Linked DNA regions of Homo sapiens: region 1 is linked to region 2. Evidence: chromatin contacts called from ENCODE Hi-C or POLR2A ChIA-PET data. All regions are on one chromosome and are shown on one strand. The core of a region is the stretch at or near the end of the contact, and the rest is flanking DNA. Distances in the headings are between cores, read along the strand shown.

What was found. A loop is a pair of places that touch in the nucleus more often than their neighbours do. ChIA-PET counts read pairs that join two places held with the same protein, here RNA polymerase II (POLR2A). Pooled maps may share reads with other maps.
Region 1: a pooled map shows a loop between it and region 2 (2.3-fold over the local background). The contact joins the enhancer-like site here to the promoter of IL1A in region 2. A Hi-C loop is called at or near these places in 3 of 50 pooled maps. POLR2A ChIA-PET finds 5 or more read pairs at or near these places in 4 of 52 experiments (A549, A673, activated CD4-positive, alpha-beta T cell and 1 more).

The regions. Positions count from the first base shown.
Region 1 is chr2:112,690,378-112,693,924 of GRCh38, forward strand. No RefSeq gene overlaps it. Among named protein-coding and RNA genes, the nearest start is that of NT5DC4, 29 kb to the right of the region's middle. RefSeq lists a silencer at 737-923 and enhancers at 1,656-2,855, 2,274-2,513. Within about 2 kb of position 2,199, at least 16 of the 41 ENCODE cell types and tissues checked have a DNase peak (open chromatin) inside an H3K27ac peak, as active enhancers do; they include endothelial cell of umbilical vein, where a contact is called at or near this core.
Region 2 is chr2:112,782,073-112,785,756 of GRCh38, forward strand. It overlaps IL1A (interleukin 1 alpha), which reads right to left and starts at 2,421. Exons shown (of 7, transcript NM_000575.5): 1 at 2,371-2,421; 2 at 1,652-1,706; 3 at 644-692. The coding sequence starts at 1,698.

The sequences.
Region 1 (3,547 bases), core at 949-3,448, 92 kb before region 2:
CAAATCTGACCTCATGTTTGAACTAGTCTAGTTCTTTACTTAAGATCCCCGGAGGCCGGGCACAGTGGCTCATGCCTGTAATCCCAGCACTTTGGGAGGCCGAGGCGGGTGGATCGCGAGGTCAGGAGATCGAGACCATCCTGGCTAACACAGTGAAACCCCGTCTCTACTAAAAAATACAAAAAATTAGCTGGGCATGGTGGCGGGCGCCTGTAGTCCCGGCTACTCGGGAGGCTGAGGCAGGAGAATGGCGTGAGCCCAGGAGGTGGAGCTTGCAGTGAGCCGAGATTGCGCCACTGCCCTCCAGCCTGGGCGACAGAGTGAGACTCCATCTCAAAAAAAAAAAAAAAAAAAAAGATCCACGGAGAGTGCTAAGGACAGAGGCGCACAACACACATATATGTGTCTCAGGATTTGCAGCTGTAAGCAACGGCAATCACTGTTTTCTGTTAGACAATACTGGTGCTCATAGAATCTCTGGATAACTCACAGCTAGGAGGCTCTGCAGACGAGACCAACCCCCAGAATCATGTGGCAGATTGGTCTGGTTAGAATATGACCACAGACATAGGCACTGGTGGCTGCAGCTTGCAACACCACGACACCCACTCTGGGTCCTGGTTGCTGGCTGCGTGGACCGCTCCAACTGCCACCCAGGAGACTGGAGGTATTGCCACCACTGCCACCTCATGGACTGAGTGGGTTTTACAGAGTGCCTCATGTGACTAATTTCTTTTTCTTTCTTTTTTTGAGACAGGGTCTCGGCTCACTGTAGCCTCAACCTCCCAGGCTCAGGCAATCCTCCCACCTCAGCCTCCCAAGTAGCTGGGACCACAGGCACGCACCACCACGCCCAGCTAATTTTTGTATTTTACTGTGGAGACGGTTTCTCACCATGTTGCCCAGGCTCATGTGACTAATTTCTGATTCAGACACAGGGTGAGTACATTTGATTGGTGGAGTCACGAGTCCCAACCCTCCCTGCAAGGAAAACTGAGGACATGAGTCTCTGGCATTTTCAGCTTCTGCTGTGAAGGGAATTCTGCCTTCTGAAGACGGGGTTCCTTTAACAGACAGAGGATCAGACGCTGGGTGGCTCGAAAGAATGAAAATTGCCTTCTACAATACCACCCTACAAAGCTTCCTAAAAAAACTGTTTTTTCTCTGACCCCCAAGTGTCTTCCTCTCTCTTTCTCTTAGGTCCCCTCTCTCCTTGACTCTCCATCCTACCGTCTGCTTTTTCTACTGCCTTGTGGAGTTCCCTGATTCCTTAGAGGGTGGTGGGGAAACTGAACACTTCGGCTTTATATGTGTGCTCATATACATATGAGCAGGCCTAAAATATGTGTGCAGTTTTTACACAAGGGATGTCGTAGTCTGCCCAATGTTTGGCACCTTACTTTGAACAGCACAGATAAGGGATCACTCCATTTTCATACAGAGTGCTGCCTTATTATGTTAGATGGCTGAACAGTGAATGAACCATGATTTCTTCTTTTTTTTTTTTTTTTCCTGGAAGCATGCTAGATGGCTCACCATGATTTATTTAGTACATCTTCCCCTGATGGCCATTAGGTTGTTGGGAGCCTTTAGTAACTGAAACAGTACTGCACCCTGGTGCATGTGTATTACTCGTCTGTGTTAAGTAGGGATGTTGCTTAGCCCAGCTGGAGGAGAATTCTAGTTTTTAACACTCCTGGGTGTGAAGTCACAGTGGGCTGGATGGGCCTCCCAGCGCCTGCTTCCAGAGAAGTCTCTATATGCCTCGTGGGTGGATGTAGAACCTGGGAGTGAGGCTTGGCAGGAAATCTGCAGTGAGAAATGTCACAACCCAAACAGTAACTCATACACAGAGCTTCGCATGTCTCATTCCACAAGGATCAGCAGCTGGACCATTACCTGGAGCTATAGACTTGATGAAAGCCCCAGAAATGGCTAAGGCAGAGGAAGTGCCTGGGAGTTGTTTGGCAATTTGACACAATATCTTTTAGATATTTTTAAAGCCACTGAGCAAATCAAATCCTCAAGTTTAGGGATGGATTCAAAGGCCAGTCCTTTCACTATCGGACTGGAATGATTTTTAGTCATCTTACCTCTCAGCATTTACTCCTTTTCCCAGATGCAGCAGCCCCACCTCCTTCCAGGGAGTCACCTGTCCAGGTCAGGTGCCTCCTCAGGGGAAGCATCCCTCACCCGCCAGATTGCCAGGGCGTGTGACTCTATCTGGGCCAACCACATCCTCTCTCCTGGACTTTGACTGCTGCGAGGAGTGAGGCTAGAACCAGAGAAACCTAGCTGATGCTGACTCATGCTGGAGGTTCCTGCGGAGTGAGCATCAGAGCTCATGAGCTCATCTCCCTAGAAACCAGCATGCCTGAACTTGACCTCTGGCTTCTGCAGCCAGGCGGCAACTGTAACAACAGCAACTCCCTCCCTACTCCTCAGGGCCCATATCTGCCCAGCTTCTCCTGCCTTGGTCCAGTGTGGTCTGTACTCCTCCTGTGCTGTCCTCCCAGCCCCTCCACCATTCTGGCTTCCTGTTAGGTAGAGACCCCCTTGACCCATCCCATACCTCCCTCACTTCCATGCCCACCTGGGAGCTGCAACCAGAGCCAGCTAAAGCTCTGCATCCCCCAACCCAAGTACACCTTCATTGTCCCTCCAAAGCCCTGTCTCACCTCAATGAGATGCCTCACTGAGATGCTGGAACCATTTCATCCTCAGTAATTGGGGTCAGTTTCTCCCCAGTCCTGTGACTTCTGCCTCTTGTCACCCTGAGGGCAGGCAGGAGAGCCCTGGTGTGGCAAAGCTGGTTGGGGAGCAAATGGGCACAGGAGAGAAGAGGGAAGGTGTGGGAGGATGAGTCACTGGCAGAGTGGGCAGGGGCGCTAAGGAAGGGAATGAGTGCATGGACCTGGGCTTGATGGTTCAGCTACTGAACACCAAGATGCTGCAATTTGAGAGTTCCAGAAAGTTCTCCCTACTTAGCACTAGCTATTTTACCAGCCTGGGTTAATATAGGATCTTTAGATCCCTTGAGAAGATGAAAATATTTAAATTGTGACCCCATTAAAATCCAGGCACTATCATTTGGATTTGTTCATAACTCAGACCCAGCAAAGACCAAGCAGTAAGAGGATGAGACACCGGCCTGCTGGCTCCAGAAGAAGAAAAACAAATCAGAAAATCTGAATTTGAGGCCCGGTTTCCAATTTACTACTGAGCCACCTTAAGCAAGGTGTTTGATTTTTCTAAACACCAATTCTCTCATCCACATCAGGTCTCTCCTGCTGTCTGGAGAATGGGTCAAAGTGGGCGAGGGAAGGAATGACCCGGAAGTGAGGCTGGAGGGGCAGGAAAGGAGTGGAGTGCCAGCATTCCTGCTCCGCCCTGCGCTTCCCAGGCACCCCTTACACACACCTCCCTGTCCCCAAAGCCCCCAGCCATGTCTTCATGGAAACGAGGCAGGAAAGCGGAGCAGGCGCAGAGGTGCCCGTTGCTGTACATCTGTAGTTGCTGCATAGAGTGAGAGCAAACCTGGCGCTAA
Region 2 (3,684 bases), core at 1,171-3,670:
GTAACTAAATAGGTTAACAATGATTGTAGTGAGTGGTAGCTTTCCAATTAGTTCCCTCTCAGGAGGTTAAAAATCTGCTTAACAATGCTCAAAATATTTTAGAAATACTCCTTTGGGGACAGCTTTTAAAGCCAGTACTGAAGACATACTAGGCAGTACTTATAGTGTCTATTTGTGGTCTCCAAACACAATAACACAGATTGATGAGTGGCTGTAGACTTCTCACTTTCAACTGGCTTGCTTCCTCTCTCTCAGCTTCATGTTTGGAGACTTTCTCTAACCTCTGATGCTGGTGTCAGAGAAGACAACCACAACACATCACGTTAGGAGACAGACACCTGGTGAAGCGGCCTGCGGGGCCTTTCTCAGGATGGCATAACTAACATCCTGATGAAGCCTGCCCCAGGAGACTCCAGTTCTCAGGGATTTGGGATGGTTCTGCTCTGTTCTGGGAGAAGCCAATGCACATCAACTATTAGTTTAGAGAGGCAGCTGGTCTCACTTATAATGAAAGACAGGTCTCTGGACCTCTAGTGAGGGTAAAACAAAAGTATTGAAGATTCAAGTCATTGCTGTTCTCTTTGGATGAAGAAACCACTGTGTAAGAATAGCAGTCCCATGAGAATTACAGTCATTTGCTTACCTGATTCAGAGACAGATGATCAATGGAGGAACTGTCTTCTTCATTTTCACTGTCAAAATAAGATGATGAGAATGTAATTGTTGTTATTTCAGTGTGGTCTCTGGCCAATGTACTTTAATGACCATGATAGTTGTGGGTCACACACATACACATGGCCATTACTGTCATCTTTGAAATTTAAGGACTTCTACACATACACATAGGTAGAGTAATTCATATCTTACTAATCTGGAATTAGTAGTCATCAAGACAGGCTTTGAGCTTTACCTGTGCTTTATCTGTAAAAATTGGACTTGGCTAACAAATTGAAGAGCTTTAATTGAAGTTCAGGGAAGAATGTTAAGCTCCTTTAGAGAAAAGAAAGGTTTTGAAGCACTTCCTTTTTATTTTAACCAAATAGATTATATGTTACACATTACTTTCATGTATTCACTAAAACAGATTTCATAATTTATACTTAGTAAAATATCCAGGCAAAATTTTGACAGCCTAGTTTGTGTTAGTATTTACTACAGATAATGGAAACATCATGTTAGTTTAATATGTTCCGTAATTTTATCTTTGTGTTCATTTACCTTTCTTCTACATCTGAGTGAGATTTGCCTGCATATGTGAGTTCACATGCCCAGCTTGCTGTGGAGCCATTTCCTGTTCCTGAATGAGATCAAGTTTTCCTGAGAATGGACCAGTAAAACCCATTCTTATATCAGGGCATGTGATCTCAACAGAGGCTGTGTCTAAGTTGATGCTGATATTCATGTAGGGCTCAGCAGACCTCAAAAATAATTTTTCTAAAATGGCGGTCTCCCTGCCAATGTAATCTCAGTTTAACATGCTGAATGCTTAGTTTTTCTGGGTCTTCTCTGAACCTGCTCTGACTTCAGGACTAGTACACATCTCTACAACCTCTGCCGGCCTGCCCCCATGCTGGCCACTGTTATGCCTAGCTGGATTCTGGTGAGCCTTGAAACCCTCATTAAATCACAAGAGATAAATCTTATTCCTTACCTGTAACAGTTCTTCAGGTCTTCAAACATGTCTGGAACTTTGGCCATCTTGACTTCTGCAACAGAGAACACCAGCCACCATCAGCTCAGCCAGCCTCTAATCCAGATATCTGTGAGGGGAGCCCCTCCTCTTTGTGCTTCCTGAAAACTTTGTTGAATGACTTAGTCCACATTCAGCATTTTCTCCATCTTCTAGCTCCTTTGAATTAGTTTGCTATGTACCTGTCTCCTTTATTAGATCGTAAACTTCTTTTAGAATGTTTTATTTATGTTGGTATTCCTTATGTGCCCAACCTAATGTATTGCCAGAACAGGCATTCAATCAATGAAAGTTTGAAGAGGTTACAAAAACACCACAAGAATAAGGTATTTGCCTTACACAGAGGTAAGAGAGAGACAGAGTTGGAAATTTTCAATTTTCTCCTAATAATTTTGGATAGTAGAGATTCCCTCCCATGAGAAGCCTCAGTTGTATTCACCCATGCCCTCATAGGAAACTAGTTCTGCTGTCCCTCAGTATAACGAATCAGTCCTTATCAGCAAAATGAGAGAATCATTTTCTGAAATCTGACTGTAATTCTAGGTCACATACCAAACCAGGGAGGGACAAGAAAAGAAAGGAGAGGCTGTAGCTTTAGAGAAGGCAATGTGAGAGAAAACAGCCAAAGAGAAAAACAACAACAGAAAATACTTTAATAGCCAGAGATGTGAGGACAATACCTTTGCTGACTCAAACGCCAATGAAATGACTCCCTCTCTGGCTGGCAGCTTAAGCCTGAGTCAGTCTTCTTCGCCTTTTGTAATTGTCTTAAGTAGGCGTGGCTACGTGGCTACAAGTGCGTCGTCAAAACGGGGAATTTACAGGGAAGAATTCAGTTTTGTATTTTTCTATGTTCATTCAACTCGATACTGGCTAAAATAGTGAAAGATGGCATAGCTGATATTATTGTTGTTTGCAGATATTCCAGAAGTTATTGATTTGGTTCATTTATTCACCCCTTTGCTTTATAAGATGACAAACATGTAGTCTTAGAAAAAGGGAAGCGCGGGAAACTTATCAAGTTTCTAGGAGGAAGGGAGAAATCGTGAAATCCGAAGTCAAGGGGCTAGATTTGGAGAGGAATTTATTAATAATAATAGTTCTAATAGTAGCTGTAGTTGTGTTCTGGCTGAATTTGTTGATTGTGCTCCAGGGTGAATTGGCAGAATACTTGGCAGCTCCTGGCAACTTTTGAGGGAAAATGAGCCATCTTTTCTGAAGAGGGAAGTTTGCTTGATTAAGGCATAAATCACCTCAGAGTTTGGGGTGACAAGCTCCTGGTTAGGGCAGGGTAGAGAAGAGAACAGTGGTATTTGAGCACAAAGAAGTCTTGATCCTCTTACTCTTCTGAATATTGTCAACACATTTCCTATAGAGGGGATGGAGCTTCAGGAGAGAACTCTCCACCCTGGCCCTGTTACAGTAAAGTAGCCCTCTACCAAGGACCAGAGAGAAGCCTGGTCTTCTGTAGGATATGCCCAAGGTGTGTCTTCTGTAGAAGAAGGTGTGTGCAAGCCCCGGGAGGTATGCGTAAGGCCTCAGCCAGAAGCCAGTGGCTAAGTTTGGGAATGGAGATTGGGAGAAAGGAAGGCATGGATTTTTACATATGAGCCTTCAATGGTGTTGCCTGGTTACTATTATTAAAGAATTTCTCAGCTTTTATAATTCCTGTGGCCAGCCTAGTTCAGGTGGTAGAACACCAGACTCTTAGCAAATGAATGTTTTGGGTTCCCAGTTGGAGTTTAAGCCATGTATATTTTAAATAGAGGAAATGAACTAGGTGTGATGGCATGCCCCTGTAGTCCCAGCTATTCAGGAGGCTGAGGCAGGACAATCACTTGAGGCCCAGAGTTTTAGTCCAGTGTGGGCAACATAGTGAAGCCCCCATCTCTAAAAAATAATAAACGCAAAAAAGCATGGATCTGGGAGGAAAGCAGCTTGTGTGAGTTGGATAAAGTATTCCCTCTGTTCCTGTTTAATTGTAAATAATGGGG